Linked DNA regions of Homo sapiens: region 1 is linked to region 2. Evidence: read pairs that join two places in POLR2A ChIA-PET (ENCODE). Cell type or tissue: GM12878. All regions are shown on one strand. Links, peaks and the distances in the headings refer to the core of each region. The heading gives the core; the rest is flanking DNA.

The links. ChIA-PET counts read pairs that join two places held together with the same protein. Peaks named below come from ENCODE experiments on the same cell type or tissue, not always from the same donor. Only the 100,000 strongest peaks of a DNase experiment are listed, where the experiment ranks them.
Region 1: POLR2A ChIA-PET joins it to region 2 with 7 read pairs; 3 of 35 experiments call an interaction of 5 or more read pairs at or near these places.

What each region holds. Positions count from the first base shown.
Region 1 is chr2:80,320,890-80,332,413 of GRCh38, forward strand. All of the region lies in intron 7 of CTNNA2 (catenin alpha 2), which reads left to right. It overlaps LOC107985904 (a long non-coding RNA gene), which reads left to right and starts at 1,752. Exons shown (of 2, transcript XR_001739570.1): 1 at 1,752-2,061; 2 at 6,144-11,524. RefSeq lists an enhancer at 9,183-9,685. In GM12878, for the core only: a CTCF peak has its summit at 5,510 (motif pointing right); a DNase peak (open chromatin) is centred at 5,602.
Region 2 is chr2:80,470,545-80,482,068 of GRCh38, forward strand. All of the region lies in intron 9 of CTNNA2 (catenin alpha 2), which reads left to right. Among named protein-coding and RNA genes, the nearest start is that of LRRTM1, 170 kb to the left of the region's middle. In GM12878, for the core only: no CTCF peak of the experiment used is centred there; a DNase peak (open chromatin) is centred at 5,607; H3K27ac peaks cover 711 bases.

The sequences.
Region 1 (11,524 bases), core at 2,353-10,352, 150 kb before region 2:
AGTTTTAATGTGTAACCAAAATATGTCTCCACATTTCATTAGGGTGGTGATGTCTTTAAGTGGGGACAGAGAAGAAGAATAACTCTATTCAGTTAAGCAAATCAGTCCACCATAGTGTGCCAATATTAATGTTTATTCACATAATCAAATATTTACTAAAGTTTTTAAAATATGCTAGATGGCACAGATATTTGGATATAACTTTTTTGACATGATAGGTTCTCTGACATGCCCACCTGTAAAAATGACTGAAAGAAATGATATAAGAAAAGTTAATTATGGATATAACATGGAAGAACTTGATAAACCCTCAAGTAAATATTTAGTGTATAGATTATAATAGAAAGGCCTCCTGGAAAAAAAAAGGAAATTGGAGAGGCTTTGGAGGTTTCATTGGGAGGGTTTAGAGATTTTCTATCGTAGGGAGATGGCACTAGGAAAAGGGTATTAAGATCCAGGCTTGACTGGTGGTGAGGATGTTCTGGACGAAGTCTAACTGGTAGGAACAGAAACACTCCCAGTACAGTGTATATTGAACGGAGTACAGATGCTGGGGGAAGTACGCATTGAGATGAAGTGAAAGAAGTAGGTTAGAGCTAGTGATTTGTCTTGAATCTGTTATTTCTTTATTGAACAGCATATTTTAAAATAATTTGTGGTGTATGAATTCATAAAATGTATGCAAATGAACTACAACCAGGAAAATTGTGGAATAAATCTTTTTTTTAAAAGCCTACCATGGTGGGCTTAAACAATCTGTCTTTTCTGATATATCAAAAAAGTCTGTATATGCTACAACCAGTTAGTTGTGGCAAGGTTTCGTTTTTGTGAATGCATGCACGCATGTACTTGTGGGCTCTGATGAATGAGAAATGCTAAATCACCAGTAATGGGAAATGTTAATGTAAATTGAGTTTTTACTGTGACTATGTTTAATCAATACCTTATTTCTGCTAACATGTTTTGCGAGGCTGGCTCTGGCATGGTAGGTAATCTATACTCTAGGAAAAGCTATAGCCCTTCTGAAGATTCTCTGTATTTTATTTATTTATTTATTTATTTATTTTAAAAAGGTGTATTAGGTTTCAGGGTAGAGTGGTTATTCCTCCTGCTGAGGAAGCAACAACAGAACAAAACATCATTTTAAATGTGGGTGTATTTTTTAAGATGAGGTTTGAGACATTCCTGGTATGTGTAGAATTTCATAGAACTACTTTATCAAAACATTTAGCTCACTTTTTTTCTTTCTAGAGAGCAAATTAATTACCATCTGATAAGCATGCTTAACTTTCTTCTTTCTAGTCTACTACCAGGCTTTTATTAGTTGGAGCCACTAAAGCAAACTCAATATACGTCACTGTCAATAAAATGCCCAGTGATTAAAACTAGGTAATACAGTGTCTTCCCTAAGCCCCTCATTTTATGTAGCGTGAAAACAGACCCATGAATGGGTGTAGATGTGCTGAACTGGAGAGAAATTGTGCCTTCCTCAGCTCACTCTGCACGGAGCCACTTCCCTGAAAGCCAGTGAACCTATTTACCATTGTCATAGTAACACACAATTCGGGCCCACGTAGACTTAATCCCGAGAGGCAATTGTTCCCTTGCTTGGGCGGCTACGCTCCCCGCGGGGCTGCCTGCAGCCCCCGGGCCCTTGCAGCTCCGGGACGGCGCGCGGCGGCGGAGGCCGCGGGGCCCCAAGCGCCAGCCTGGCCCCGGCGCAGATGCGCTGCCCCGGCCGCAGCCCAGCCGCCGCGTGTGTTGTCAGGACGATCGGAAACGCGTGTGTGGGGAGATGGGTGCCAGTGTCGCCTTGTCCATTATCCAAAACCCAGTCGCTTTTGCTGGTTCCTCACTCAGCATGTGAGAGAGATTGTCTTCTCACTCGGTGCCACTCGGGGGCCATACTCCAAAATCAACCAGGGGCTGCCTCGGCATCCAAGACGTTTCGGGCCAGGCGAGGCTGTTTCCCTAACCTGTGCCATGGGCAAAAGAGAACGCCGCCTTCCCATGCAGTTCCCTTTGTAGCCCACCCCTTGCCATTCCAGGCATCACTGAAGGGTATGTAATTTGGGAACAGGCAAAAGGGAGAACGGGTATTAACCGGAGAGGAACTCTAGTTCTTGAAGATGAGCCATATTCTTGAAGAGAAGTGCGTGCCCTGTCGTGGTCCCCCAGGTGCCCTGTCTCTGAGGAGTGACCAGGGTCAGTGCTGGCACCGGCTCTGTCACTGCACACTGGTCGCACCTTTCTTCTCTTCTGCTTTTCGTGTAGCTCAGTGGGGTTCCCAAATCACAGCACATAGCAGCCGCTGGCGAGAGCTTTTGGTTTTGACTTGTTAGACACGGGTTAGAACTCCAAGCTTCTGATGTAATAGGGCTCCGAACAGGCCTGGGAATCTGCGTTTTGAGGCGGTCTCCCTAGGTGGTTCTGATATGCATCCAGATGTGAGAATCATCGCCAAGATCTCCTTTCTTTCTTCCCCTTCATTTCTAGCTTTTCCTCTTCTCTCTTTCCTCCTTGCTTGCCTGCTGTCTCACAAATACAACTCCTCTTTTATTTTCCCATGTATTTTCCTCCCTCCCCCAACGTTTTAAGCATCTGTTGTGTGTCAGGCACTGTCCTAGATGCTTGGAAGGTTATGATCTCTGCCTCTATGCAGCATCTGTGGTTTCTTATTGACCTTCTCTCTTGCCAGCTCCTCTTCTCTTTCTCTCTGTACTTTCATCCTCTCATTTTCTTAATCACGTTCTTTGTGTTTCTTCTTTTCTTTCTTTTTCTCCTCCTCCTCCTCCTCCTTCTTTTTCTATTAGTGAATCCATATGTATTTTTAGCACCATGAATATCAGGATTTAAAAGTTTCTAGCATCTGCCTGGGTTTCAAGCCACAAATTCCTCCCATCATAGCTTACAGGACTCCTAGACCACTAGGGGTGGGTGGAGCAGGATATTCCACCCTAACTCTTTACAAGGAATTTGCCTTTTCTAGAGTTCAGTATGAAAAAACAAGTCAGGTTACTCTCAGCTAACATTAGTGGTATTTCAGTTTTCATAATGTTTAATGACCTCTTTAAGCTTCCCTTAAAGCTGCAATTAAAGATTGCCCTTCAGTCAAAAGAAAAGCATGTAAAAATGGGGCTTGCATCAAGAGAGAAAAAAACAAATAACCTCTCTGAATTAATCCTCCCCCTACCCCCCATTATTCAGGCTGCTGTTTTACACAAAGACACTCTTTTGAGCATGAAAAATATGAATTGTTACAAATTTACCTGTTCTAAAGTTTCAATTAAAGCTAAGTGACACATGAATATGAAGACTGTCAGAACCTCTCCAAAGTTAGGTGATTTGCTTTGCTTTGAAGGGGGTCGACAAAGGGGCTCTCTTGGATCCTCGTGGGCCGCTGCTCGCAGTGTGAGGCACTTTCACGACTCTCAGAGTCAAGTCATAGGCGAAGTCAGGACATTCTGCTTCCATGCTGAGCTCATTTCTTCAGCTTTCCTGTGGATTTGAGGTCGAGGGCTGCAATCATCATGACCTCTGATCGTCTCGGGGTTAAGCCCCTACTTAAACTATTAACTAACTTAAAGATTTCATGTACAACACAATCAGCCAGCAGCTATTTATTAAAAAGCCTTTCATGTAAAAAGGTTTGGAGGACCTAGGAATTGTGAGAAATGTTTAAAAGGTGAGATGTTAATTCTTGGATGTGGGGGAGACTGATTTACATGAAAAGAGAACTAAATTCTTAGCTTCAAGTGATTTCCCAGAATGCTTGGAATAAAATACTCCTTTTTTGGCGTGACCTTGAGACTCCAAATCATCTGGACCTTGACCACCTCCCTCCCCTCATCTTGCTGTTACTATGTCTCTTATTGGTTTTATTCCAGACACACTCTTTCCTTTGATCTCCCCCATGCGGGATCTGTTTTATGAATGCCCTTCCTCCCATCTTTGCATAGCCATCTCCTTTTCGTCACTCAAGTTTCAATTTAGAATCACTGCCTCAGAGAACTCTTCCCTGACCACTCCATCTAAAGAAGGCATCAGATCATTATCATAGCACCTGCTTTCATGTTCTGCCATGGCACATATTACTACTGGATATTATGTTCCTATGTATGTATATTTCTCTCTCTTCCCCACTAAAATATAAGCTTCATGAGAACAGGGGTTTCAATGCTTCTGTCCCACCTAGAAGAATGCAAGGCATTAAAAATATGTTCATTAAATATATGTCAAATGAATAAATGAATGAAAGACTATGTCACTTGCCAAGTGAGGTTTTTCAGACATTGAACACTAGTGTTTCTAGAAGAGGGAAGAATCACTCTAGGCTGAAGGGGAGAAGAATTGATTAGAGAGGAGGAGATACCTGACTTGGATACTGTAGATTTGCAGGATTTATAGCTATGGAAAGAAGGATGATGAGTTTCTTTCAGGTAAGGAAGTATTTGGCAATTAAATGATCTAATCCATTTTGGCACCAAACCAGACATTCAAGTATAGGTGAATCCTTTAACCTTAGTCTCCACTTTTGGTCTTGGAGGCAAAACTACTTGCCATTCTAAAGTAGAGGTAAATCTACTTGCCATTCTAAATCTGTGGTTCTTAAAGCTGTTTTTTGTTTTGTATTTTTCCTGATCAGAGAACTTTGTTATGTCACTCACCATAACAAAAGCAGCATCAGAGAAATCTTGTTTAAATAACTGCCTCTTTCTCTACAATATGAGAAGGGGGAAAACATTTTTTCCCTTCACTGGCAAAGAAGATGGTTATGGCTGATTAATCAGGCCATTAGATACAGTTTTGCTGCATTCAGTAGAAGCCATGATGAGAATTTAGCTTGAATATTCATGTTATAAGTGCTACATGAGTTTGGAATGCTTATAGATTTGCAAAATTTGAGAGCTAAAAAGGACCTTAGAGATCACTGAGATTCTGCAGCCCATCCTCCCTAGCATTTATCATTTTACAGCTTAAAATGCCAGGACCCAGAGTAGTAAAGTGATTGGTTTATGGTTACATTGGTAGCTGGTGGGCAAACAGATTATCAACCCCACCCTTGTGATTCTCCGTCCAGCGGTCTTTTTATTGAACCTTAGTGAGCTTCATGCATTTGGTCATGTTACATAAGCAGAAAGAAAATCTGGAAGCAATGACTAGGCATACTCATAGAAGAAACCCCATCATCATTTTCAAAGTCGCAGTGGTGAAAGTGAGAAATACATATTGAGGGAACTTGCTGGCATTTGAAAGGGAATAAAGCAGTATTTGTAAGCCCTTCTAAGAGTAGGTAGAGTACAAATTAGGGAAAGTGGATGCTATTGTTTTACTACCTCTATATATTTTCTACATTATCCAAAAACTGCCATGCTGAAATAATAACACACTGCTATAATTTTGTATCATTTAACTGGCAGTACACAGTACATGGAGATTTATTATTTTTACTAATGAGTTTAGCTTTGCTGTTGCAAATAGTGTCAAATGTCATTCTTTTCATCCTCCAGCAGATGGCAACTCTAGTCTTCTTGTCATTTTATCTATTTCTATACTTAGAAGATGTTGTCCTCTGCCATCCCTGCCCCCCTTGCCTCTCCCTGAGAAGTTCATCTTTATGTACTGCTCAGGGTGATATGGGTAAGTGGATCCATCCCTCTGCCAATGGAATCAACTCCATTAGCATCTGACTGTGAAGGCCAATCTAAGTGTGCCTAGAAATAACAAAATCACAAATTAGCCAATAGTTCTAATTTTTTTTTAAAAAAAGAGAGGGGGAGAAGATAGAGATTCTAAAATAAGATGTACCACAGAAAACTTTCCATTTAAGGAAAAAAATCTTCAAAAGAAACAAAATGTCAGTTTCTCCAGCTCTAGCTTTAAAGGAAGATGGGTTTGATTAGATTATCTGAGTTACTGGCTAAAAAAAAAGAGCAGTGTCAGATTTCTCATACACTGTGATTTTTGGTCTCTCTGCTGTCTCTTCTCTTCCATCCCTCCTTCCCTTTTACACACTTTTTCTCAGTTGTCAAAAGTACTGTGCCTAGCCCCCTAATTTATTTGCTTTTTAGAAACCTGGTTTCTCTCTCTAGGTGTGTTCCTAAGGCACTACCGCTGATGACATTTATTTTCTCTCCTCCCAGTCTTTGCTCCCACCACTCCCACCCCTTCTCCTACCAGCTAGATCCTCATAACTCCTACAGGATTGCAGAAGTTCAAACACATGCTGTTCTCTGAGTGTAACTCTGAGGGCAGCTGTAAGAAATCAACAGAAAAGAATAGCTGCTACTCTTTTATTAAAGGAAAAGTTAATGATCACAGGCATGAGCAAGTGGATTCTGTCACCAATTCCTCATTGTAAGGCTTCCTACAGATTTGCAAACAGATCTCCTGCCTAGAGGCACTTGCTTGCATCAGGAAGGCCTGAGCAGGGACATGGGACGGACACAGGATGGGAATGGATTTGGTGGTCTGCAAATGCTACGTGGAGGGAACTCTTGCTAACTCATCCTGTTCCAAAGAACCTAACCATCATGTCTTCTTCAAAGTTGAAGAGCTGTTACCTTGATATACCAACAACTAGACAGAGGCTAAAGTGTGGAGCAAGGAAACAGTAACAGTAACATACCTCTTATTTAAGACAAAAAAAAAAGCAAAGTTGGCTTTAGTGAGTATGAGTTTCTTGATTATTACTGTCATCATGTGAAAATGTGAGCTGACGCTGCAAATACAATCCTTGGAAACAACGAGGACGTGTGGAAATCTAAGTATGTTATCATTCACTGACAACCACTAATGAAGACAGGGGAGCTTACTTCAAACCCACAAATAATTAGCACTGACAATAGAAGTATAAACAGAGCTTTATTTAATTAATTCCCTAATTGTTCTTTCCTGCTTTACTATCTGCACCCCTGCTTTGACTTTAGATATAACATATGCCCAAGACTTCCTTCTTTCAACTTTGTGATAATCATGTATCCGTTTGCTCAGTGTGGGAAACCATCTGAGCTAGAATTCCTTTCCCTGCTTTATATGTATAAATGTTTTTTTATTTTTTATGTTACTTTCTCTGTTTTCCCACAATTCGGATGCCTGGAAATGTTGACTTATTAACATGGATGGCTTATCTAGCACTCTGTTAGATGTATTTCACAGTTAATATGAAATGAGAAGTGAACAGTTGATGATTCTGGAGTGATGAGGAGAGCTCTCTGGATTCTCCATTCTGTTCTTTACAGCAACAAACTCTTTGTCCCTGTCTCCTCGCTCACCCACATTCTAATCCCAGCAATCAGAGAGCAGATGGACTGCTTTTTTGGGTTTTGTCATTATCTGTCTTTGTCAGGGAAGCATGATCAGTTCCTCATTAAAGGGCCGATAACAACTCCTTCTTTGCTCTGTCCTGAATGAGGAAGCTGCATTGGAACCTTTCATGTGGTGACTTCAAGTTGTGTGAGGTAAAAAGGCATGTTTGTGTGTGGCAGGAAAGTGACTCTCCATAGGGGAATGGCTAGGCTGAGGGGCCAGACTGAGGGACCTACTGAGAGGAAGGACAGTGTAGAGGGGAATAGATTTGGAGCAGTCATCTGGAGCAGCAGGTAGTCCAGAGAGTCAGCCCTAGTGGCTGGAGTGGGTCAGCCCTGATCCTCTTACAGAGACTGTAGACTCTTTCTCAAGTGGCTTTGCTGGTTATGGGCAGCCTCAGCTCACAAAAGTTGATTACAGCCAGAAGTTAAATCAGAGGCTGCTTAGGAATCTTGCCTGTGAAAAGGGCTAAATGGTGTGTGAATGTATTTGTGCATGTTGTGTATGTTTGATGACAGTCATGCTTCCATTATTGACAGGATATGTTCTGAGAAATGCGTTTTCATTGTTGGTCGAACATCGTAGAATGTACTTATACAAACCTAGATGGTATGTATTTTTTTATTTATATACATTTTTCATATGGAAAACTAAATGTCCCAGCACCATTACGGAATATAAGTCATTTTCGCTACTTGATCTGCAATGCCAATATGAAGGACCATGTATCAGGTTTCTATATATGTTCCATTACAGTCTTATGGGATTATGGTCATATATGCAGTCCACCATTGGCCAAAATGCCATTATGGAGTGTCATTATGACTGTATAAGTTTATATGTAAGTTTGTACAGTGCAGTTGGTATTCCTTTTGATTACTTTTTGTATAATATTTACTAAAAATATTTGCAGAAAGTTCCCGAGAATCACACAAACTCTGTTTGCCCCTGTCCATGTGATGTGAAGCAGGTATCAGCTGACTTCCTTTCAACCTTTATTTGATTGGTATTTGCTGGATCATTTGGGTGAATAACCAGCCTGGTGTTCATGGAAAAATATGCAACAAGGAGTTCCTGCTTGGAGAAGTAATGTTTTGTTTGAGGAAACAAGATGTCTGTTATAAACACTTAGAGAAAATTCTCATATTATGTAGAAGTAAATGAAACAGTGTGGTAAAGACTGAGAGGAGATGGAGAATGATCCCATTGCACCAGGTTGCTCTCATTTTCTCTCTCTTAATGAATGGAAAGGTTGTATAGATTATTTCAGACTTAAAGAATGTGTAGTTTTGGTCAAAGAGCAGACACATGGGAATAAGGAAGTCATCCTGTGGTCACAGAGGATGTAGGGAACAGGTTGGCCAGACTGAAACGGAAGGGCTGTGTTAGGATGCGGTGGGAAGTAAGGAGAATACCTACCTTAACAAGTCAGGACAGGGTGTGCCTCCAGATACATTTGCACTTCCCTCCTGAGAGCTTTTCTTTGTCCTGAATGAGGAAGCAACATTGGAACCTTTGATGTGGTGACTTCAAGTTGTGTGAGGTAAAAGGGCATGTTTGTGTGCGGCAGGAAAGTGACTGTCCATAGGGGAATGGCTCAGTATGTATGTTCCCTAGCCACAAGCTTCGGTTTTGTATTCGACTGTACCTGCCTAGATATAGATCCACTCTGGAAACCCAGGGAAACTTTTCAATCTTCTTGTTAAAGCTGAGGATTGATTAGCAAGCATGACCTCCCACCTGTTATAACTGGCTTATGGCTCTTCCGAAGTACCCACTGGCATTTTCAAGGTGCCCTGCACCCCTTCCTGCCATGTCCTTCTATGGAACACTTCCTTCAACTCCTTGAGTCTGGTCCCTTCCTACCAGAACCAAATAATTGTCAAACTTCTTCATTTGTTTGGATTTTCCACTCTAAGCTCTTCTTCTGGCCTTTCCACCAGTGGTCTTACACTAGCAGTTAATTTGCTCGGAATTCATTGTGGAGCTATCTTGTGCCAAGCAAGGTGCCAAAGGTTTTACATATGTTCACTTTCTTAGTCTTCCTAATAATCCTTTAAAGTGGATCTACTTAACAGTACCTGCTGAGCGTCAATTACATGACAAAGCATTTGGGGATAAAACAGGAAAAAATAAAGGCAGAGGCCATGCCCACAGATAACTTGTACTTAGCTAAGAGACTACTTCTAGTGGGAGAGATTAAGCCCTGAGGAGGTTATAAGATTTGTCCTGGATCTGAAATTTGAATCTAGGTCTTTCTGACCCCAAAGTCATTAATTTCCCAACTGCATCTACTTTTTTCTTTTTTTTTTTTTGCAATTGAAATTAATTTAAAATAAATTATTCTTAGCCATTGTTCATTTGAAGGCAAGCTGACAATCAGGCCGTTTAAGCCAGAGTGAGTCTTATGTGACAAATTATCACATAAAGTAATGAAGTCTTTTCTGGACTCTATGCTCTGCTGTGGGTGGAGTGTTAAGCCCTTCAGAAGCTGCCTTCCAGGGTCTCCACAGGTCCAGGGGTCCATTGCCACCAAGAGTCTTGTTGTTCATTATTGCGTTTACTACTATAGCAACGGCTCCACCAGTGTCTTTATTAAAACTTGCTCCAGGCTAGAATTTTCCCCCGGGGTCAGTAATGAGTTTAGAGGAATGGATGTGGAAATGAGATTTGTTCTCACCAGTGGAGTGAATTATGTCTTGTTGGGGCCCCCAGGCTAATATTTCAGATTTGCCACAAGGTACTTCATCAAAAATTCTATTTTGGTTCCAAAAGGACCATGCATGCCTATTAGCAAATTCAGAGCATGCCTTTAAACTGTATGTTTTTTTTTTTTTTTTTTCCTTCCCCGGCTGCATCCACTAAAGGCTTTCAGAATTAGCAGTTTGTGAGAACAGTCCATTTCCACGGGCCAGTGAATGGTGCAAAGAAGAAGTGCAGCCCTTTTATCTAACAAGGCTGAGTCTGCCATAACTGAGGTGAATCAAAGGCAGAGCAGCCACGACTGTGTCAGCACATTAGGTATTCGTTATCACATCGGGCATGCGGTACCACGCCAGACATACTCATGTGGCAGGATTTGTGTTTGCTGTCTCTCAAATTCTCTTGCCTCCGTTTGATTGCCAGGGCTCATTTTAATGCCATCCAAGCGTATGGGTTTAAATACTCTCCAATTCAGCCTGGTGTGTTTGACATCTAGTTCAACATTCCAAAGAAACTGATTGCAGAGATAAGTCGATTGGGAAATAGGGTTGCACATCAAAGCACTACCTTTCCAGTAACAGAGATGCTCAGAAGGCCTAGCTTATTGGAGAGGACCATAATTGCTGGTTGTCTTTACAAGTGTTCTCTGTGGTGGGAAATGGGGAGAAAGCATCTCTTGCATGATGCCCACTATGCTCACATCCTCTCTCCCTCCCTTCACTACTTCTGCTATCTCCCAGATAAAGGGTTATATTCCCGAGCAATGATGACCAACTACTTTTCGCTAGCAAAAACCAAAAGGGCAGGGTGATCTCCACCCGATGACAGATAAAAGATGGATTGGCTTGAGAAAAGAGTGAGGGTCCCCACTTTTTCTTCCCAATCCCCATTACATTCATAGCCTTAAGAACTGCTCCCCTCCAGAATCTTGGCTATGATTGTCATAACTTACACCTTGTCTCGATCTGGGAAAAAATAATAAAATGACTCCATTGATGCTACTCCAATCCTTCTGCTTGTTGTGTCAAATTTTCTTTCATTTTGTAAGCTGTGCATTTGGGCAGATGCTATCCTCCACTGGAGGTACCATTCCCGTGCAGGAGTAAGGTTTCTGTTGGACAGGAGTCCTCTTGGCAGAACACATTTAATGGAGTGCCTTTTAGTGAGGGTCTCCAGCCTTGGTCTAATTGCTCTATAATGAAACAAGCAGGAATGACACTGTCCTTCTCACTTACATGTCTTAGTTTACTTTTGGAAATTATTGTGTGCATTGAACAGTGTTTCTCCTTAAACAAACAAACTCACTCACTGTTTCTATGACCAGTGTAGAGTTCCAGATACTGTTGAACAGGCATTACTATATTAAGTCCTGTGCACATCATCAGCACTGTAAATTGGCCCTCACCTCCCATGAAGCTGGCAGCCTCTGGATCTTTGGGTTGTCTGTTTTTACTGGCTGTTAATTGTTAATAGATTTTCAGGTGTAGGTCATGCTGTGTAGGCATCAATCCTT
Region 2 (11,524 bases), core at 1,318-9,317:
GTCTTGCTCTATACTGGACTGAACTTGCCAATGAGGTTAGAAAGAAGGGCAGTTGTCAGTATTACTTCATTCATTCATTTACCAAACATTCATTGAATACCTACTGTGCGCTAGGCTGTGTGTATGGATACTGAGGAGATGCTGTCCAAGACGGATGTGCTTCCTACTTCTTGAAACCTGAGGAATAGAGAAAGCATACAGAAGATAGGAGTAAGAAGACCAATTAATAAAGATTTTCTGATTGTGATAAAATCATGAAATAATAGTGATAAAGTCATGCACCTAAGCAACTGTGTCTGGAGACAGATAAAAAAGGGGAGAAGAGTTTCATTGAGATGAGCTACTCCAGTTGGGTCTCTCTAAGCAAGTGACATTTAAGCAAAGTCCTGAAGGGAGAGGAGGCAGCCATGCAAGACTGGAGTGGAGGGGGGTTTCCAGCCCAGAAGACAACATGTGGAAAGGCTATGAGGTGGGACATAACTTGGAGTGATGTGCAGAGCCAGATCATAAAGGTCCTTGCAAGCAGCCCATGATAGGGGGTTGGTATATTATCCTAATTGCAGTGGGAAGCCATGGAGGCCTTAAGCACAGTATGATTTATATTTCTAAAAGGTCATTCTGACTCCCATGTCAGAAATCTTTGGAAGAACGGAAGCAGGAAGACTGAGTAGGGGGCCCTTTGTAAGAATTCAGGCAAGAGACGATGGTGATTGTTCTTATCCATGAGAAAGCCAGGGTGCTTCCACGATAAGATATCTTCCTTCTCATAAGGTAGCGTTTGCTAAATCTTAAAGACTGGAACTCTTACCTTTGTTTGTGAAGAAAAGCTGTACTCATTTATTATCCTGTTATTTATTATCCAATATATGGTTATTAAGCATGGCGTATGTTTTTAACCCTACTGTAGGAGCCAGTGATCCAAAGGTAAAGGAGGCACAGTCTCTACTAAAAATATCTGGAGAGATTCATTCTGTTTAGAGGCAGGAGCCAGGGAGCAGGGACTGAGGAAGGAACCAAGAAGAGGCAATTATCACTGGAGAGTGGTATTAAAACAAAGGTTTACCTAATTTCCAGTTTAACTCATGGATATGGCCATGGGATATGACCTCATAGGAGCCAGTTGTTGCAGTCCTAGACTATGAGGAATTTTTAAATGTTGATTGCTTATTTACTTCGATATACCATAATGTAAGGATAAAAAAGGAAGGGTGAGTAACAGTAGAGGTTTTTTGTTTGTCTGTTGGCGGGAAAGTGGTCCTTTGTCCTCAAGTTTGTTAAAAAAAAAATGCATAAAGAAGGTGGCCGGGCGTAGTGGCCCATGCCTGTAATCACAGCGTTTAGGAGGCCGAGGTGAGTGGATCATGTGAGGTCAGGAGTTCAAGACCAGCCTGGCCAATGTGGCGAAACCCCATCTCTACTAAAAATACAAAAATTAGCTGGGTGTCATGGCACATGCCTGTAATCCCAGCTACTCGGGAGGCTGAGGCAGGGAAAATTACTTGAATCTGGGAGGCAGAGGTTGCAGTGATTGCTCCACTGCACTCCAGCCTGGGTGACAGAGCGAGACTCCATCTCAAAAAAAAAAAAGGTTAGAAAATATGCAGAACTAGAAGTCTAGAGGACCTGCAGATAAGGGTGGGGCTTGCAGGGAGGCAAATGGAAGGCAAGAGAGTTACTATGAGAGCCTAGGGATAGGATGATTATGGTGATCCTGGCAGCTCAGTGGCACCAAAAGGACTATATTTCACAGACTGCATGTATCTAGCCATGGCTGATGAATAAATGGTAATCTCTTACAGTCAACCTACTCCCAGTGAAGACTGACTTGGAGGGAGGTCGTGGAGAAGGTGCCACATTACTCATTCTGAATCCTGCAGCACATTCTACCTGAAGCAATTATAGTGGGAAGATGGTATCTTGGCACCCATAGGCTGGAGCCATGGAAGCAAACTCTGAACATGCAATACTAAATTACCTGAAAGGAAGGATGCTTTCCCAATTTAGTTTAGCTTTTGACTGAATGAAATAAAGTTTGTGTCCATTAGGTACCAGATTTTCATGTACATTCACGGGGTTGGATTCCCACAACTCTTGGAGGAGGAAGGAACTGTGTTGAGGGTTGAATGCCCAAGAAAAGACTGGGACCCAAGAAGGCCCATTTTTCTTGATCTAGGGTGGGGAGAGATGGAGCCTATGCAGGGCCAGTCAAGCACAAGACAGAATTAAACAAGGCTTGTGGGCTAAGCAGGAAGGAGACTGGTTGACACATTCTCCCGTAGAACAGGGAGGGTATCACTGGTTTATTATTTTAGTGAACAGGCCTCCAGTTATTGTCATTACACGTGTCAAAGGGCTAGGAGAGGATGAGGTCTGCCTCGCCCCATCCCACCTTCTCGTTCAGCTTGTCAGTGAAATGTATTAGGTACCTACTGTGCCCACTTGTCTGCTGGACCCCTTAAAGGCATCACACAGTCACCAAGTCAATATGTACAACTTTTGCTTACAGTTTAAGAAAAGAGAATTTAAGGACAGTACTATTTGAGAACAACTAAAGGTAAGAAGCACCTGCATCCTTATCTGAAGCTAGGGAAGGTCAGTTCTGATGAGAGTAAGGGCATTCGGTGTGGACTGGTGATAATGACCCCAGACTCCCCAGGCCTCAGGCTCCTCAGCGATTGAGCTGGAAGCCAGATCATTCCAAGTGGAAGGAACAGAGGAGCCAAAGGCTACAGGGGTCAGGCTATGGTGCCCTCAGCTGCTGGCACGTTGCAAAGTGAGTTACGAAACAGAATACAAAATAAAAGCTAGTATTTGTAAGAAAACAAAACTATCATGAAGGGCTTTTTCTAAAATGTCGATTTTCTTTGTGTGCCTAGATAATGGGTGATTTAGAGTTTCTACTTGGTCATTACCTATATATTCTAATTTTCCTAAAATGAAAATATACAACCTCTGTAATATGTTTTATAAAATACAGGCACTTAAGCAATTCATGCTAAAATGAAAGTCTGGACATTTTGAAGAGGTTATAAATGCTGTACTCATTGGAACCCACCTCACCAGTGAAAGCTCCAGACTCTGGCATGCCTGAGTTTGCTCAGCAGTCAGTTTACATTTTACTAAACTTTCTCAATCTCCATTATTGCTCCCCAACAACAGAAAAATATTCAGTCTTACGATCATGGGTGCTTGTACATCCTGAGTGATCAAAAATATCTCTAGAGAATAGATTTGATGCTGCAGTAAAGGGCCTTTAATTTTTCTAGCCTGGGGGTCCCTGACTGGCTGCTCACAGATGTGTGTTTGTTTTTTGTCTTTGTGTAGTTTCTGGCCATCATAGGATTTTTTAAAACTTGAGCTAACATTAAAAATCAGAGTTTATGTATAAACATTTGAATCCCTGGCTTCTCTTTCCAAAACCATCTGTCTTACATTCCTGCCCAGCCACACACAGCTTCAATGCAGGCACAGCTGCCCCTTGGATGATCAGTTCTCTGCAGTCTTTACAATTCACTCTTGCTTCCTGACGCTGAGGCCAAGGCAGTTGTCATTTACCAAAACAGTTTTTGTTTCTTAATGGTAGAGACCTATTTTTAAAAATCTATGTTTTAACAACAGTAAAAAATAAGAAGGTACATCAGAAGAACCATATATTTTGAGAGAAGAATGAGAAAGCATATTTTTTGTGGAAACACTATTCAAACAGACTGCAGACACCAAGTGACATGGTTGGCTTTTGTTGGCACTGGAGATTTTGCTGCTTTGCCCTGAGCCTTAAGATCTTCCTCATGGTGCTACACTGCCAGCAAAGAAGAGTTTAAGGAGAGAATGGAGGTGGGTGTCCATATCCACAGCCTACTCCTGTGTGTGAGGATCCACCCCCACCATATCCCATCTCATCCCCAAAACAACAACAGCAACAACAAAACCAGAATTGGGCAGTTCCTGGTTTAGAAGGCAAGAGGTAAATTTCAGTATTGCCTTCCCATTCCAACATAGCTTATACTGTTACATACCTACATTTTCCTACCATAAATTGAACCATTTCCTATCAAACCAATAAAATGCAAAGTCTTTTTATTATCTAGATAATGACTGAATGACAAACCAAAGGGCCTTCCTCGGTGCTTTTTATTGAAATTTCCTGTGGAGCCATGAATTCTCTGTTATTAGGGTAAATATCAACAGAAGACAGGCTGGTTAGATAGCTACTTGGAAGTGTTGACAGGAAATTAAATTTGCAAACAGAAATAAAACCGTGGTAGAATTTTTGAATACAAGGACAAAAGCAAGGAAATTGAATATTGAGATTATTTGTAGCATTCTTCCCTGGGGATGGAGAATTGAAGAGCACATGGTTTGCCATTCATCGGAAGGTCAAACCCAAGATGACTTAGCAAAATAGTCATTCTTAAGACCAAAAAAATTATCTCACAGGCCCAGATCTCAGAGATATAGACACCTAAGCAAATGAGGTGTCTGTGAGTTGGGTGATTTTTACTCAACATGTTAATTTTTCTGTTTGCCATTTTTAGAGATGATGCTGTACAGTCATCAGCACCCTTTTCCAAAAAATATGATAAATGTTTCTTCAAATAACTTAACGATCTCATTCACACATTCTTCGGTGTTAATAATAAGTACGTGTGCCAATGATGAAGTGGCCAACAGTATCCCTCCACTGGAAAGTGTAAATTGTGTCATTGTATGTTGAGTTAACAAGGATTAGAGCATACTGGGTTTTATATTTTGGCATTTTTTCCCCTTTATTTTTGAGGGTAAATCTGTTGGTCCATGTAATACACATGTGCTAATAACTGCTGATTTAACAAAGAAGTTGAGAGGTGGTGCAAAATAAGGAGCTCATAAAGATATTTTTAATTTATTAAGAAAAGAGTAATGGACATTTATTTATTTACTTATTTTGATAAGTAAAGGACTGGAGCTCTCAACTACAAATATGAGGTCAAGTGATGAGATATAAATATCCCTTGTGTGGGCATCAGGAAATCTGCTATTCTGTCACCAAACACCTATGAAATCATGTGAAGTGGAGGTGGGAGATTAGGTGTTTTGGGACTTATTTCAGGGTCTACTATTCTTTGACATGATGACTTTGTTCACATATGCATTTGAAGAGCTGCCTTAATCATAAAATAATGTTCTAATTTACTAACAGTCAAATCTTCCTAGAGAGGTCTCAAACTGCCAGTCTGTGTATCATATAAGGCCTGTTGAGGAAATGATTACAGTACACAGAATATTGCCACATATGGAATGAAGGGGAAAGAAAAAACAGAATTTATTACAAATAGTTAAACATTTAGCATATTCTAAAAGAAAAAAATAATGGCTTGTGCTTTTCTTAAAAAAAAAATCAATTCTGGCAATCTGGGGTCATGTTCCTATCGACTAGAGCAATAATGTTAGGGCACAGATGGATTTGCCCTTGTGTGCCCTTCTCAAGGTTCACCCAGTCACCAGATCTCCTGGCACTGAGGATATGTCAATTGTCACTTATCTCTTTATTTTTTTACATTACTTGCCTTGAGAGAACTGAGCTAAATGTCATTCTTGAGAATAGCACCTATGTCCTTTAATTAGCTGAACCCATGACCACAGATGATGTCTGATTCACCCCCAAGGAGGCAAAACAAATGTGTAGAGATATCTGAGAAGTCGGGCTGGAGCTTTTTGGCTCTCGGGGACACTCTCTCATGTTCATGTCAATTAGGACAGATTTTGTTGAAAACATATTTTGCACACTCCTTAAGACCCAAATGGCAGATGAGCTTCACGTAACTGCCAAATTTTCTCTTTTTCAACTTACTTCTCCAGGGGAAAAGGTGGAAAAATAATTTGATACACTAGTTGTAGGAAACTGGACTTTAACTCAGTGTTTGACAATCAGTCAATTCTCAGAAAACAAAGTGACAGAAGTAACATAGCATCAAGAAGCAAAAAAAGCATTTTTCCCAGGCAATTGTTTTACAACTAAATTATTTATGTGTATTGAGGGGTTTAAGAATTATTAAATGTATTTTCTCCCTTGGCTCAGTTCTTTACATTTTTTCTATTTATAAGAAGTGAAACTCAGACGACAACCAGGCAGGCAAGCTCACAGACGGGTTTACTGACAACACCACAATGCTCCTCCCCTCTCTTGCTTTCTGGCCTCAGACATAAGGAGCAGTCTCTTTGGGAATGAAGGGGGCATCATGGAATGAAAAATAGAATGCCCTCCAAGGATGAAATACAGCTAATTACATGTTGTTCACCTGCTTAGTTTCAGAGGGTGGACTTATGACTTGTGCCTGTTGAAGAAGAAAATTGCTTGATAGCAGTGGCCATGTTATCAGGATTCATAGGAGAGAGATGATTATCTGTTAATTTTAGAGTAAAGAGGCCTTTTACTACCAGGCAAAAAAGCAAAAATCATGCATTTCTCATGCATAACAGAAGTTCTTTGTTTTGGTAGAATAATTACTATTTAGAGTATATTGGGTTGGATTTGTAAAATGACTGGCCTAGAGTTTATAGATAATCAGTCTCAGTATGGAGATTTCAGAACAGGAATGTGCAGATGTGGTGGCACTGATAAGGAATAGAATACATTTGTACCTATGTGGTACACATACACACGCACACATACATACACAGAAGCATACTACGTAGGAGAAAAACAGGCTTTGAAAAATGAACACTTGTTTTTGATTCTGATTATCTTAAGTGGTTGTAATAACAGTCAATACTAACTGATTGCTTTCTAGTCTGTTCCTGGTAAATAGAAATAAATTTTAATTTGGGAAATATTTTCTTTAAAAAAATCAATAGATTTATGGGTACAAGTCATTTTTCATTATAAGGATGAATTATGTAGCGGCAAAATCTGGGCTTTTAGTGTACCTATCTCCAGAATAGTGTACATTGTACCCACTAGGTAATTTTTCATCCCTCACCTCCCACCCATCCTTTCCCATTCTGAGTCTCCATTCGTTATACTACTCTATATGCCTTTGCATCCCCATAGCTCAGCTCCCATTTATAAATGAGAACATGTGGTATTTGATTTTCTGCTTCTGCATCACTTTATCTAGGATAATGCCCTCCAGGTCCACCCAAGTTTCTGCAAAAGACATTATTTTATTCTTTCTTATGGCTGAGTAGTATTCCATGGTGTGAATGTGTGTGTGTGTGTGTGTGTGTGTGTGTGTGTGTATCTCACATTTTCTTTATTCACTCATCAGTTCATGGGCACTTAGGTTAATTCCATATCTTTGCAATTGTGAATTGTGCTGTGATAAACATACACATGCAGGTATTTTTTGATATAAGGACTTTTTACCCCCCTTTGGGTAGATATCCAGTAGTGGGATTGCTGGATTGAATAGTAGATCTACTTTTAGGTCTTTGAGAAATCTCCATACTATTTTCCTTAGAGGTCGTACTAATTTACTTTCTCATCAACAGTGTATAAGCATTCCCTTTGACTGCATCTGCCCCAAGACCTGTGGTTTTTTGACTTTTTAATAATGACCATTCTGGCTGGGGTAAGGTGGTGTCTCACTATAGTTTTAATTAGCATTTTCCAGATGATTAGTGACATTGAGCATTTTTTATATGTTTATTGCCCATTTGTATATCTTCTTTGAAAAATGTCTGTGTATGTCATTTGCCCACATTTTAAATGGGATTATTTGTTATTGGTTTATTTTCTCGCTGATCTGTCCTTGTAGATTCTGGATACTAGTCCTTTGGTGGCGGCATAATTTGCAAATATTTTCTCCCATTCTATAGGTGGTCTTTTTATCTGTTGATTATTTCTTTTGCTGTGCGGAAGCTTTTTAGTTTAAGTCCCATTTATTTCTTTTCGTTTTTGTTACATTTTCTTTTGGGGTCTTAGTCATAAATTCTTTGCCTAGGCCAATGACCAGAAGAGTTTTTCATAGGTTTTCTCCTAGAATTTTTACAGTTTCAGGTCTTAAACTTAAGTCTTTAACACATCTTGAGTTAATTTTTGTAAACGGTGACAGATTCTTTTCCATGTGGCTATCCAGTTATTTTCCCAGCACTATTTGTTGAATAGAGTGTTCTTTCTCCAGGGTATGTTCTTGTATGCTTTGTTAAGGATCAACTGATTGTAGGTATTTGGCTCTATTTCTGGGTTCTTTATTCTGTTTCATTGGTCTATGTGTCTCCTTTATACTAGTATCAAGCTGTTTTGGTTACTATAGCCTTGTAATAATTTGACGTAATTAGGTGATACTGTGATGCTTCCAGATTTGTTCTTTTTGCTTAGCATTTCTTTGGCTATTTGGGTTTTTTCTTAGTACCATATTAATTTTAGGATTTTTGTTCTAATTCTGTGAAAACTGGCATTGGTGAGAGGAATTACATTGAATCTGTAGATTGCTTTGGGCAGTATGGCCATTATAACAGTATTGATTCTTCCAATCCATGAGCATGGGTTTTTTTTTTAATTTTTTTGTGTCATCTATAATTTCTTTCATCAATATTTTGTGGTTCTCATTGTAGAGATCTCTCACCTTCTTGGTTACATATATTCCTAAGTAAAAACACATATAAGTATTTTTAAATTTTTATTTATTAACAGTTTTTTTCCTCTGATCATTATTAGGATCCATTTTATTATAACCAACTCTTAGAGTATCTTGGAACAGTTGTTCTCGATCAGAGATTTTAGCTCCTTGGGGGACAGCTGGCAATGTCTAGGGACATTTGGCAACGTTCTGAGACATTTTTGGCTGCCGGACATGGTGATGAAAAGGAAGAGATGCTACTGGTGTCTAGTGGGTAAAGACTAGGGTGCTGCTAAATATCCTATAGTGCGCAGGACAGCCTCCAGCAACAGAGAATCATCTGACCTAAAATGTCAATAATTCCAAGGTTGACAAACCCTATGGGGAACAGTTAAAGGAATGGGATGTATAGCATGATGAAGTGAAGACAAAGGAAAGACCTAATGGCTGCTTTCAAGTTTTTAGAGGGCTTTTATATATAAGATGGGTTACACTTAGCTCTGCTTATTTTTGTAGGGCTCTTGGATCAACAGGTGGAAACTATAAATAGGCAGATATGGAGGAAAGCTTTCTAAAAGATATCTACAAAGCTGAAATGTACTGCCCTAAAAAAAGGTAAATTCTCATCTGTAGATAACTAAAATGTAACTTAGTCACTAGAAAGGGATGTCCTCTAATTATTATACAAAACTGATTTATTGAAAACATTTTAATCACAGATATTGTGATAGGAAATTGGAGTCCACATTGGAAAGGTCATTTAAATAATTTAAGTGGCCACTTTCAGATGCAAAGCTTGAATAATTTCATTCTTTTGTCAACTTTGGAGAAAGCTTGGTTCCATATACAACATTATGAATGTATGTAAGTAGCACTTAAGGAAGATATCTAGACTTATTTTACTAACCCTTCCTTTTACTTCTATATGGTTTTAGAAATAGATGTAACATTTTCACTACTTTTCCTTACATAATTTTCTAGACCAGCAGTTTTCTAATTTAATTGATCATATGCCCAATAAAAAATAAAATGTAAACCTTACCCATTATTTGCATGTTAATATAATTTATAATTTATTTTTCCCACAAATTAAAGTTTTAAAAGTTGACAAAATGAAAAATTTTATGCATTTTCCTACATGGAATTGGACAAAGAGCTCTAACTCAATGCTTTTCATCTACCAGAGGTGAGAAGGCACAGTGTTTTATTTTTAAAATGTAAAAAAAGATAATTTTAAAATTTATTATAAAATCTAGATGAATGGTATTTTTTTCAGACCTATAAAATAAAAGCCCCAATTTTAAAAATTAGATTTAACAGACATGAAATTAGTGTCTAATATTCCTGTAAGAGTTTCCAAATCTTTACACCCAATTCCTATGTTTATCTCATCATGGAGTAGGACTGGTAAGTTTGCAGACTTGCCCCAGTCTATGAGATGTAAGTATCGTTGCTTGTGAGAAAACTAGGCCTATTGTGCGACCTGAACCTATTGATGTAAAATTTTGTAATCTTAAATTGGCATCTTGAATTTTCAATCCAGGGCTTATGTGAGATGTCTTTAATAATTCAGAACCTTTCCTACCTAAAATTAGGATGCTCTGTTGATTGGAGGTAGAAGTCTGAGCTTCCCTTTGCAAGCTTTTACGCTAATTATCACATGACAGCAAGCCATTCACTTATCACCTCTATATGCTAGTTTTCTCATTTGCCAAATGTGTCTAAAAGGACCCTCTATTTTTCCCTGACATGGCTTTTATACCTAGAGAAATAAATGTGTAGGAAAGCACTTTAATAAGATAGTTGCGATAAATAAATGACTCCTAGGAATCCCACACCAAGGAATTCATTTACGTTCAGGTGGGTGAACAGGTGAGTGAAATGTATTTTCTAGCTCTAAACCTAAGCATCTTTTGAGCCACTTCTGAGTTTTGCAAAATGCAATGTCCATCCAAGCTACTAATTAGTTGAAAACTGAGCCACATTTGGTTACCTGGACATTCCTTTTCATTACTAATATACCTTGGTTGAGGTAAAATGCCAAATTATATGCCAGAAACCTGCAAGAATGACAGTAACTCTGGTGGCTAAATTAGTGCAAGAGAGAAGTTTAGCTGTGAAAGTAATCTCTATTATTTTGTGCTTCCTTATACTCAAATCATGTTTAAGTGTCTAATGGCAGAGGAGTCGTGGTACAAATATGTCTGTTCTCATTTCTTTGGGGTATTGTATACATTGACTTAACACCCCATTCCCAAGTTCCTCGTTTGTAAAATGGTGATAATAATAGTACCTGCTTCATAGGGTTGTTGTTAAGGGAACTAATTAGATAATTCAGTCAGGAACTTAAAAGTGTTTGGTGCACGGTAAAGGCTTAATACATGACAGGTATTATTAGTATGAATAATGTTTGTTTTAACAGAAGTACCTAATCAGAGGAAATTATGCTTCTTAACAAGTGGTACAATCGCTTGGTAAACAGATTGGTCTAACACTAGAAGGATGTTAAACCTGACCTTCTTATTGGACCCTCACCAGTCAAAGGACCTCAGAGTTTTTCGTCTTATTCTGCTTCTTAGTACAGGGAACATCATCTTTCAGATAGAAACAAAGCAGTCGTCTATTATTAAGGACTACAAACTTGTTGAGCTTTTGCTTTGCAGCCTCTATGGATCACGGATTATAATTAAGAACCAAGGTTTAATGCCTCCTTTTAATCATGCAAACATATATGACAGTAAATATTAAATAAGAAAAAAAATGATACTATAAAGGACTTCATGCCTTCCACAAACCTAGAAGGTAAACAAGTGTCTACTTGTTGGAAAAAACAATTGTAATTTCCCAAGAATATATCTGATGGAGAACCAAGTTTAGATGGCCATATCGGGGAGATTACTTCCAGTAAATAGATCTCATTTGCTATGAATCATGGACATTTAACAACATATGCAAAATGTTAAGACTTAGAATTGTATTTCCCA